Linked DNA regions of Homo sapiens: region 2 is linked to region 1. Evidence: read pairs that join two places in POLR2A ChIA-PET (ENCODE). Cell type or tissue: HepG2. All regions are shown on one strand. Each heading gives the region's core, and the rest is flanking DNA. Links, peaks and the distances in the headings are about the cores only. Region 1 holds the start of AGT (angiotensinogen). Region 2 overlaps CAPN9 (calpain 9).

Evidence for each region. ChIA-PET counts read pairs that join two places held together with the same protein. Peaks named below come from ENCODE experiments on the same cell type or tissue, not always from the same donor. Only the 100,000 strongest peaks of a DNase experiment are listed, where the experiment ranks them.
Region 2: POLR2A ChIA-PET joins it to region 1 with 19 read pairs; 3 of 35 experiments call an interaction of 5 or more read pairs at or near these places.

What each region holds. Positions count from the first base shown.
Region 1 is chr1:230,711,160-230,716,533 of GRCh38, reverse strand. It overlaps AGT (angiotensinogen), which reads left to right and starts at 2,412. Exons shown (of 5, transcript NM_001384479.1): 1 at 2,412-2,448. In HepG2, for the core only: a CTCF peak has its summit at 829 (motif pointing left); DNase peaks (open chromatin) are centred at 823, 2,213 and 4,828; H3K4me3 peaks cover 3,803 bases; H3K27me3 peaks cover 246 bases.
Region 2 is chr1:230,770,106-230,775,479 of GRCh38, reverse strand. It overlaps CAPN9 (calpain 9), which reads right to left. Exons shown (of 20, transcript NM_006615.3): 7 at 3,381-3,466; 8 at 849-926. Among named protein-coding and RNA genes, the nearest start is that of CAPN9-AS1, 22 kb to the left of the region's middle. In HepG2, for the core only: a CTCF peak has its summit at 2,185 (motif pointing right); DNase peaks (open chromatin) are centred at 2,169 and 2,819.

The sequences.
Region 1 (5,374 bases), core at 50-5,049:
GGTCCCTCCCATGACACATGGGAATTATGGGAGCTACAATTGGAGATTTGGGTGGGGACACAGCCAAACCATATCAGATGGCTTATTTGGTTTCTATGTAGAACCTCTGCTTTTCATTCAACAGTCTTCATTTAGCCACAGATAAGCTCTGTCCCTAACTTCCACTGATGGAATGTACACATAAGAAACTTCCACTGATGGAATGAACACAGAAGGTGCCTACTGGGAAGAAAACTGGCCTGAATCTGAGCTGGGTCAAATGTCTGCAGTCAGTTTGAATGGCTGCTCCTTATGGGAATAATTTACATTCTCAATAAAATTCTCTAGCAATTTTCTGATTGATTTTAATGAGCTTTAAAGCCTTACGTAGAAGATCCCCCAGCTGATAGTCAGCCTTGGGCATGGATTAAGGGCTTTTAACCAATCTTGCAACAAGTTTAAGCAGATATTCTTTATTGGGTCCAATCTAACCAAAATTATTTTCTTATGTTCTCCCCAGTAACGTGTCATTATTAAGAGAAGTTTGGCTTGCTTAGAGGCCAAATTTAGAGGGTCCTGAAATTTTATTTTCTTTTACACCACTTTCCAGCATGTTACCTGATCAGTTGTTTATTATCTTTGCTGTTGAATGGAGTGATCATTCCAAGGGCCCGAGGCAGGAGGCCCAGGCACAGTGGAAACTCTCCCAAAGACCAGGATCTTTGTTTTGTTCCCTGACATATGCTGAGCACCAGGAATAGTGAGTGAATGAAACAAATTGTGAGGCTTTAAAGAGCCGAAATATTTAAACACTGGGCACAAGGTTGTTGCTTAATCAGTGCTAGATCCTTACCTCCCCCTTGTGTCCAGGTGGACTTGTTACTGCAGTTAAACCACTTGCTGATCCTCAAACAACTAGTTAGTGGCACAGCCAGGCCTAGGACCCCAGTCTCTACTGTTCCAACTAACCCATTCGCAGGCAGGAGCACTTTGAATGGTCTCTTATTTTAAAAAAATTAAATTAAAATTGTCTATTTATTTAGAGACAGAGTCTTACTCTGTAGCCCAGGCTCGAGTGCAGTGGTGCAATCATAGCTCACTGTAACCTCCATCTCCTGGCCTCAAAAAGTGTTTGAATTACAGATGCGAGGCACTGTACCTGGCCCGAATGTTCTGTTCAGACAAAGCCACCTCTAAGTCGCTGTGGGGCCCCAGACAAGTGATTTTTGAGGAGTCCCTATCTATAGGAACAAAGTAATTAAAAAAATGTATTTCAGAATTTACAGGCCCATGTGAGATATGATTTTTTTAAATGAAGATTTAGAGTAATGGGTAAAAAAGAGGTATTTGTGTGTTTGTTGATTGTTCAGTCAGTGAATGTACAGCTTCTGCCTCATATCCAGGCACCATCTCTTCCTGCTCTTTGTTGTTAAATGTTCCATTCCTGGGTAATTTCATGTCTGCCATCGTGGATATGCCGTGGCTCCTTGAACCTGCTTGTGTTGAAGCAGGATCTTCCTTCCTGTCCCTTCAGTGCCCTAATACCATGTATTTAAGGCTGGACACATCACCACTCCCAACCTGCCTCACCCACTGCGTCACTTGTGATCACTGGCTTCTGGCGACTCTCACCAAGGTCTCTGTCATGCCCTGTTATAATGACTACAAAAGCAAGTCTTACCTATAGGAAAATAAGAATTATAACCCTTTTACTGGTCATGTGAAACTTACCATTTGCAATTTGTACAGCATAAACACAGAACAGCACATCTTTCAATGCCTGCATCCTGAAGGCATTTTGTTTGTGTCTTTCAATCTGGCTGTGCTATTGTTGGTGTTTAACAGTCTCCCCAGCTACACTGGAAACTTCCAGAAGGCACTTTTCACTTGCTTGTGTGTTTTCCCCAGTGTCTATTAGAGGCCTTTGCACAGGGTAGGCTCTTTGGAGCAGCTGAAGGTCACACATCCCATGAGCGGGCAGCAGGGTCAGAAGTGGCCCCCGTGTTGCCTAAGCAAGACTCTCCCCTGCCCTCTGCCCTCTGCACCTCCGGCCTGCATGTCCCTGTGGCCTCTTGGGGGTACATCTCCCGGGGCTGGGTCAGAAGGCCTGGGTGGTTGGCCTCAGGCTGTCACACACCTAGGGAGATGCTCCCGTTTCTGGGAACCTTGGCCCCGACTCCTGCAAACTTCGGTAAATGTGTAACTCGACCCTGCACCGGCTCACTCTGTTCAGCAGTGAAACTCTGCATCGATCACTAAGACTTCCTGGAAGAGGTCCCAGCGTGAGTGTCGCTTCTGGCATCTGTCCTTCTGGCCAGCCTGTGGTCTGGCCAAGTGATGTAACCCTCCTCTCCAGCCTGTGCACAGGCAGCCTGGGAACAGCTCCATCCCCACCCCTCAGCTATAAATAGGGCATCGTGACCCGGCCGGGGGAAGAAGCTGCCGTTGTTCTGGGTACTACAGCAGAAGGTAAGCCGGGGGCCCCCTCAGCTCCTTCTCGGTCTTGTCTCTCTCAGATGTAACTGAGCTGTGGGCTAGGAGGAAAAGGCCGGGAGGAGGCACGGTGATGACTGAAAAACCTCTCCCCTCTCATAAGACCAGTCATCCGGACGCGGGCTTTCCCCCACTCGGTGCCCACCTGGGGTCTTACAGGAGGAGCTGCTCCTCCTCAGCAATAGGACAAGATGGTCAGGTCTTCCTGCTTCCGCTGAGAAAAGTTAGGGTCCTCAGGAACGGAGCAGACTGGTACAGGAACAGAGTCATCATGGCCAAGAGTCCACCGGGTCCTCTTGCCATCAGGAGGAATAGCAGGGCTTGTGCAGGAATTGGGGCTGGAGGGAAGGGCCGGGCTCGGTCAGTCTCCAGCTGGGATCCCCAGAGTGGTCACCCTACCCCTCCCTCGAGACAGACTGCCTGACTGTGTGTCATCAGGCTGGTCACCATCTCCCTGAACCTCGATTTGCTCACCTATAAAATGGAACTAATAACGATGCCTGGGCTCCCTGTCTCAGGGGCTCTGGTATAGCTGAAGAGAACTAATATAACATGAAAGTGCTTTCTAAGCTTTGGGATAAGCTAAAAGGCAGATTCCAATTTTATTCGAGGGCAGCGTAGATTGGTGCTTCAGCTCGTGGATGACAGAGTCAGGGGGCCTGGTTCTGAGTCCTAGTTCTGTCTCTTCCCAGCTGTGTGACGTTGAACAAGTCACTGGACCTCTCTGTTCCTCTGCAAAACAGCATGAACCAATTCATTAACTACTTCTCCAGGATGCAGTAGGTCCCAGGGACTATCCTAGGAATGTGGGCTGTATTAGTAAACACAACAGCGGGAACCCTGTTCCGGGGCTCACATTCACATCAGAGCAAACAGACAAAGACGCTGGACAGAATAAGTGCATAACTACATGGTACAGAGGGTTATAAGGAGGGAAAAGGGGAGCTGGATGAGAGAGTTGAGAGTGCCCGGTGTGGTGGGGAAAGCTGCAGGGTGAAATACTGCATCAGGGAAACCTCAGGGAAGGTGAGGACTATGGTGAGGTCAGAGGGGTTGATATGAGAACAGTGCCCTGCAAATGGCAGGCACCACAGGAGCATGAGCCGTCATCTTCACCTTTAGCATTCAGCCCGGGAGAAGTAGGGAGACATAGAAGGGGCAGGTGCTGGCCAAGAGGCAGGGGCAGGAGAGGAGAAGGCGGAGGGGCACTCAGGGCGAGGGTGTCAGGCCCGCCACCCCAGAGCACCATTACTCCCAGGACGCGGCTGCGTGCAGACCTGGAACCAGCCTAGGGAGCAGCCGCAGATCACAACTGAGAACAAACGACAGTCTCTGCCTCAAAAATGGCCCATGGAATTGCGTCTCTGGAGACGCTGCCTGAGCAGGAGCAGCACAGTGAGCGGGCTGCATCGACCAGCGCCATCCAAACCCCGAACAGTTGGCGCTTGTCAGGCAGGACTTCCCAGCAGTCGGTTCCCACAGGTTTCCCCTGTTGACCTGATTTGATGTGACTGTCTAGATTAGGTGTGAACTGGTGGCTTAGGCTTCTCTGCACAGAAAGGCCTGCAAGCAGCAGAGAGAGTTTTCTGTTCCATTTTTCCATGTCATGTGGCTCTTCCTGAGAACAGCGGATGGAGTCAAATGCATGGGGAGTGGGGTGAGATGGTAGCTGAGGTCAGAATTTGGCATTTGAATGACTGAAGCAGAACAAAACACACCAGGTACTTCAGCAGCTGCACCGTGTTGAGGGCAGGTGCTGGTTACGGGTCTGGGTGAGGGAAGCCAGCTGCCAATGTAAGAAGAATGACTGGGTATGCTTAGATGAAGCAGAAAAATCTAGGCATCAAGGTGGCCTTGAGTCAGTGATGACACGCTACAGCTCCAAGGAAGCCTGGCCTAGCCCTGGGGGGACAGAAAAGGCCAAGAAGTGACGATATTGCAGTACACCCCCCTCCACAAGAAATGAGTGAGATGTGGTACAAAATGTTAGAATTGAATGAATCAATAGAATAAACGTTCATCCCTTCAATCAAGAAGAGTCAGATGAAATGAATTAGCAGGGCCAGCCCAAGAACCTCTTCTGGGGGTCTCAGGGTAGCTTTCATTTGTAGCAGCTGAGGCTGAAGCCCAGCTGCAAGGCCTTTGAGAGAACGTGGTGCTGGACCCGTGTCTAGGGCAGGGGTTCTAAACCCTGCTTACATATCAGAGTCACCTGAGAATTTTCTATTTTTTTTTTTTTTTTTTTATACGTGGTCCCAGCACAGACTAAGGAATCCAACTATCATTGGGCAAGCCATGCTAGGTATGCATGCCTTTGGGGCTCTGCAGGGGATAGCGCTATGCAGGGATGGTTGAGAGCTGGTTTTGGGGTTGAGACACGTGGGAAATACTTGGACTTTGGGCTGAGCCTGTGGTGCTCAATCCCGGCTGCATGTTGGGACCACAGGGAGATGACAAAACCATCCCCAGCCCTCACCCTAGGGCCCTCGAATGAGCATCTCAGGGGTCTAGGAGGCCTCCACAAAGACCTACTGATTGGCACACACTTGTTTCTCTAGGAAGAGAACTTACAGCTGCAGGCAGGAGCATGTCTTAATCTGCTTGGGCTGCCATAAGTACCACAGACTGGGAGGGTTTAACAACAGAAATGTGTTATCTCACAGTTCTGGAAGCTAGAAGCCTGGGAGCCAGCCATCAGCAGAGTTGGTTTCCTCTGGGTCCTCTATCCTTGGCTTGTAGATGGCCGTCTTCTCTCTGTGTCCCCACATGGTCTTCCCTCTGTGTCCCCACATGGTCTTCCCTCTGTGTGTGTCCATGTCCTCATCTCCTCTTCTCATAAGGACACAGGTCATATTAGATCAGGGCTCACCCTCATGGCCTCATTTTAACTTAATCATCTCTT
Region 2 (5,374 bases), core at 138-5,137, 59 kb before region 1:
TGAAAAAGATTCTAGAGATGAAGGCCCAATACAAATGTTCAATTAAACAAAGAGATTCAGGCCAAGGGAAAGTCCAGAGTAGAAATGTTTACTTCCTACGTAGGTCGATATCTTTAGATGCTCTCAGGGCAGCTGCCTTCAAAGGTACCTCTCATCAAGATGGGTGTGGAGGGAATGGATCCTGTGAGCAGTAGGGCTGCCTGTCTTCAAATTCACTGTGTAAACCTGGATGACAAAGAGTGCCAAGGAGGTGTGTCAGGCTAGAGACCAGAGGCTCTTCCTCTATTGGATTGCAGGAACCCCCTGAAGACTCTTCAACAAACCGAGAGCTGGGGTGAGCCCCCACCAAGACAGGAGGGAGATTAAATTTCCCTCTAATCTGGGTGTATATGAGGAGTCTGAGACAGATGAATTTGATTTGCCAAAAATGGAGAGAGAAGGCTGGGCGTGGTGGCTCATACCTGTAATTCCAGCACTTTGGGAGGCCAAGGTGGGTGGTTTCTCTGAGGTCAGGGGTTCGAGACTAGCCTGGCCAACACGGTGAAACCCCATCTCTACTAAAGATACAAAATGAGTCGGGCGTGGTGGCGCATGCCTGTACTCTCAGCTGCTTGGGAGGCTGAGGCAGGAGTATCACTTGAACCTGGGAGGCAGAGGTTGCAGTGAGACGAGATCGCACCACTGCACTCCAGCCTGGGCAATAAGAACAAAACTCCGTCTCAAAAAAAAAAAAAAAAAAAGAAAGAAAGAAAGAAAAAGGAAAGCGAGAGAGAAGCACAGTGCTCCTTACGCCCCAGGGCCATGGGACTTGCTCGTATCTGCAGTTAACACAGGAACAAGCACGGTACCAGAATTCCCCATCATCCAGAGCAGTGTGACACAGACGCTTCTGCTCAGCTGGACCAACAGAACGCCACTCCGGAGAACTAGGAGTAAACAAAATTGGTGTTCAGGCAGAGGTCATGATGAAGAGCAACAATGGCCTTGATGTGGAACCCACAGTGTGCGGTTATGGAGGAAATAAGACCTGCTTAGTAACTACTCACTGGGTCCCAAAAATGCACCCAGGGATGTAGCGGCAGGTGAGCCACTGGCCCCCAAATAAGAGGGCTGGTCAGAAAGTACATCTCCAAGTGTTGCTGATGGATAAAATACCCCTGAGGATGATCTGAACCACCGACATGGAAGATTATCTTGGGATAGTCACAAGGCATTGCATGCCCGTGGGGTAGCAGAAGAGCCCGGCTGGAAGCCACAAGTCTGCTGACTTTCGTGCTTGGCCTCCAACTTGCCATGTGACCTGGAGCAGTACTTGGCCCTTCCTTAATGGACAAGCTGACACTTGGAAAGGTGATAATGCCTTACACCTGCCCATGCTTGATGTTGTCTGTACCCGGCACCTTTTGTATGTGACCTCGCTGGCAAGCCAGGTGGGGTTCTGTGAGCTAGGTGTGCCCGTCCTGCAGATAAGAGGGCTCAGGTAGGCCCATGGAAACACTCTCAGGGAAGAGTAGGGGTAGGAATGGCTGCCTGTCACTCTCCAAACTCAGGATTTGTGACTCCAAGTTCATTGCATTTTCTGTGACTCCCACAGCCGCCTCCAAATAGTTCAAAGTAGGTCACCACTGTTGCGGTGCTACAGCCAACGTGGCAGCTCCCTCTCATCCTGTGATCTCAACTCAACCTCAGGGGAGTGCTCAGGTGATCCAAGGGGAGGATCAGCCGGGACCTGTCTCCAGGTGCTCGGGCCAGGGTCAGAAGAGTGGAACTGGCAGCCATTATTTTCTTTTGGAGCCATTATCCTAAGTGGCTCACACCCAGATAATTGGCCTGACAGGCTGGCCATGCGGTGCCTTCAACCCTACTCACATGTCACCAGCAGCACAGCGAAGTCAGGGAGTCGGGATGGCGCCTGCCCCTCCCATCACCCATGGAGGCTGCATGAGTGGAAGACAAATTTTATTCCAGCCTTGGCTCTCAGTCACTTTCTTGATTTCTACCTCTGTGAGTCCCAGAAAATGGGAGACAATGGCCCATTTTCCCTTTATAGGCTACGATCTCAAAGTTGAGGGGCACTGCACATCTTACAACGTGACGCAGTCTCACTAATTTTGGTTTCAGTAGTTCTCTGTGCTTTCCATTTCTGCCAGGAGAGGGAGGCCAATCTCTTTCCTCCTCAACCCATCTCAGCTCATCTCTGCCAATGCTTCTTGGTTCTCAGAAGGCGGCAGCCAAGGCCAGAGCAGAGGATGGTGGGACGAGAGCCTCCATGGGGACAATGACAGCCTGGAAAGCACAGGCCTGTGTGCCCTGCCCTCACGCTGGGGTCTGGCTAATACAGCAGCGGCTGCACCATGTCTGGCGACCTGGTAGCTGTGTCTGGACTGAAGACAAACACTGGCTCAGTTTTAACCAAGTTCTAGACTAGCTTCAGATTTCCCCAGAAGCTCAGGGGCCATGGATGTGGCAGGAAAGGGCTTCAGGAGCCCAACAAGCAGCGGACGAGCAACAGCTTCAGGCAGGCCCTGCCACGCACCCACACAAACATCCCTGGTTCTTAGTCACCTGGTCCACTTCCCAAGGGACCAGAGCTGGAGGAGCTGTGGGGACACACACAGAAAAGGCAGACCTTTCTTGATAACTGGGGGCCAAAACTCTGGTTAACAGCTCTGTAATAGATAAAATTCCAATTCCATGTCCTCTATTTTTTTTCCTTTAAAAAAAAAAAAAAAAAAGAGATGGGGTCAACATGCTCTGTTGCCCAGGCTGGAATGCAGTGGTGCAATCATAGCTCCCTGCAGCCTCAATCTCTCATACTCAAGTGATCCTCCCACCTCGGCTTGCTGACGTGTTGGAATTATAGGCATGAGCCACCATGCTCAGCCTCACTTCTATTTCTCTGCTGGGCTATTGGGCCTCTGCCATGGTCAGTGACCATCAGAGAGAATCCTATAGTTACATGCTAGGTAATATTTCAGGGATTCCGACACTCCAAATACACACACACACACAAACACACACGCACTTATGCATATGCACACTGCTTACTGGAGTTACTCACAACTACAGATAAAGCTTTTCACCATATCACTGGGTTATAAACATCACCATGGGAGGTAACACATTTATGTATTGACATAAATACAATTCGTGAAAGTTAGAGTGCTGTTGTAAAAGTCTTTCTTGAGAATCAACCTTGATGCAAGGTGGGCCTGAGGGCTGAAAGGGGAGGAAGAAGGGGCACCTCAGAATCGGGACAGGATCCTGAGTCAGAGCCCGGGAGGATAGTAGACAGGCCACTCCTTCACATGTCTGCACAAGCCAGCTCTGGCCCCACACGCCCCGGGAACCAGCCAGAGAGGCAGGATAGGGTGACTGACCTGTCGCTCCACGACCCGTTCCACTCAACCTGGCCCCAAGGGTTCCGGATTCGGATGAGCTCGATTCTCTGGCCTCGGAAGCTTACCTAGAAGGGAAAAGCATGAGGGAAGTGTGAAATGATAAATATGGTGGAGGTTTGGCCACATTCATCTATGAGCTCCAGGTGGACCAGCTCCATCCAGAACTGGTTCTGTTGAAAGTCTCTTGCCTAAAATGCTGCTGAAGGTATGTAGAAGTTCGCCAGTTCTTAACCAGCCCTTGGAACCTTCTAATTCCTATTGAATAATTGCTACTATTGCCAATGATATTATATTAAGCACCAAAATGCTTATGCCACATCTGGGAAGTAAAGTAGAATTGCAATTAACAAGAAATTAGTCCATATGAATCTAAAAATGGGTTTCTCTCTAGACTTGGATCTCCCTAGAGGCAGGAGCCAAGTCTTAGGCATCTTCAGCATCTAGCAGAGTGAATGGTAAAGAGTAGTCCTCAAAGGTGCTCATGGAACTATTACTGAACTTTCTTCATCCTAGCATCCCATGCACAGATGAATGATAAGAAAATAAGCACATGTTGGGGATTTAAACACAACAATAAACAAAAACAGCTTTTACGTCTTCTAGACCCAATATTCTCCTTATTTCAGGTGTCTGTGAGGATTCCTGCTGTTCACCTCAATCACCCTTGAGCCTGTGTGCCCTCAGGCTCTGCCTGGGAGCAGGGACAAGGGCCAATGCATTTGAGAAGGGTTTTAGAGGAGAGAGGGTGAAAGTAAAAGACTTCTAGTTATCAACTAACCAGAAACTGTAGCAGTCAGAATGTTTTATCCTCATGCATTTGGCATAAATTATATTTTGGATGTGTAAAAATTCAAGTAACATCAACTCTTCGGAGTCCAAGATGTGGCTTGTGGCTCACCATTAAAGGGGCTCATTTAATTTGAAAGGTTCAGGGCAGGTGAGTTCCTTGTAGGGGGGAGAGGAAGCAAAATCAAGCAAACCAAGATGATGAGAGGTTTCTGTTGTTACGTGGAATACGTAGAAGATCTAACCTAGAAACATCACATGCCTGCTTGAGTGAGCAATCTGCAAGTCATCTATGGATGGTGAAGGAGGACAAAGGAGCCAACACAAATAGCTAACATTCTAAAGAATCCCAAAGAGTCCAACGGCGTCTCACACCTTGGCTCCAGTGAGGAGGAAGGGCAGGGTCTCCCTTCAGTGTTCTTTACTCCCCACGCATTCAGAGGATGTCACTCAAAAGGTGGGTGGCTACAGAAGACCAGGTGCATCTGCACCTTCTAAGTACTGGGCTTGAGACTGGTCCAGGGAGGCATGGAGTGGGCAAGGCAGGCTGCTGGGCTTTGCTGAGCTTGAGTCTGGCAGAGTGATACCTTTGGCTTCTTGTCCTCCTCTTTCATTCAATTCTTTCTTTCTCTTCCCCTTGTGCCCCTCAAGGATCTCTCCTCCTAACCAACAGCTCCCTTGAAGTCAGGGTGGTGCTGTGTGGAGTCTGGGTGTCCCCCAGGATCAGTTCCACCCTGGGCTACAGCTACAAGAATGGGACTCGTGGTGATTAATTTTATGTGTCAACTTGACTGGGCCATGGGGTGCCCAGATATTTGCTTTAAGGTTATTCTGGTTGTGTCTGCAAGGGTGCTTCTGGGTGACATGAAATTTAAGTTGATTGAGTAAAACAGATTGCCCTCCCCAGTGTAGGTGGGCCTCATCTCATCTGTGAAGACCTGACCAGAACAAAAAGGCAGAGGAAGGGGGAATTCACTCTCTCTTCCTGGGTGCCTGAGCTGGGACATCCGTCTCTCCTGCCCTCAGACTGGGACTTTTACCATTGGTGTTCCTGGTGGCTAGGCCTTCCTTTCAGACTCAGACCAGAACTACACCACTGGCTTTCTTGGGCCTCCAGTTTGCAGAGAGCAGATCGTGGGACTTCTTACTCTTCACAATTGCATGAGCCAATGCCTTACAATAAATCG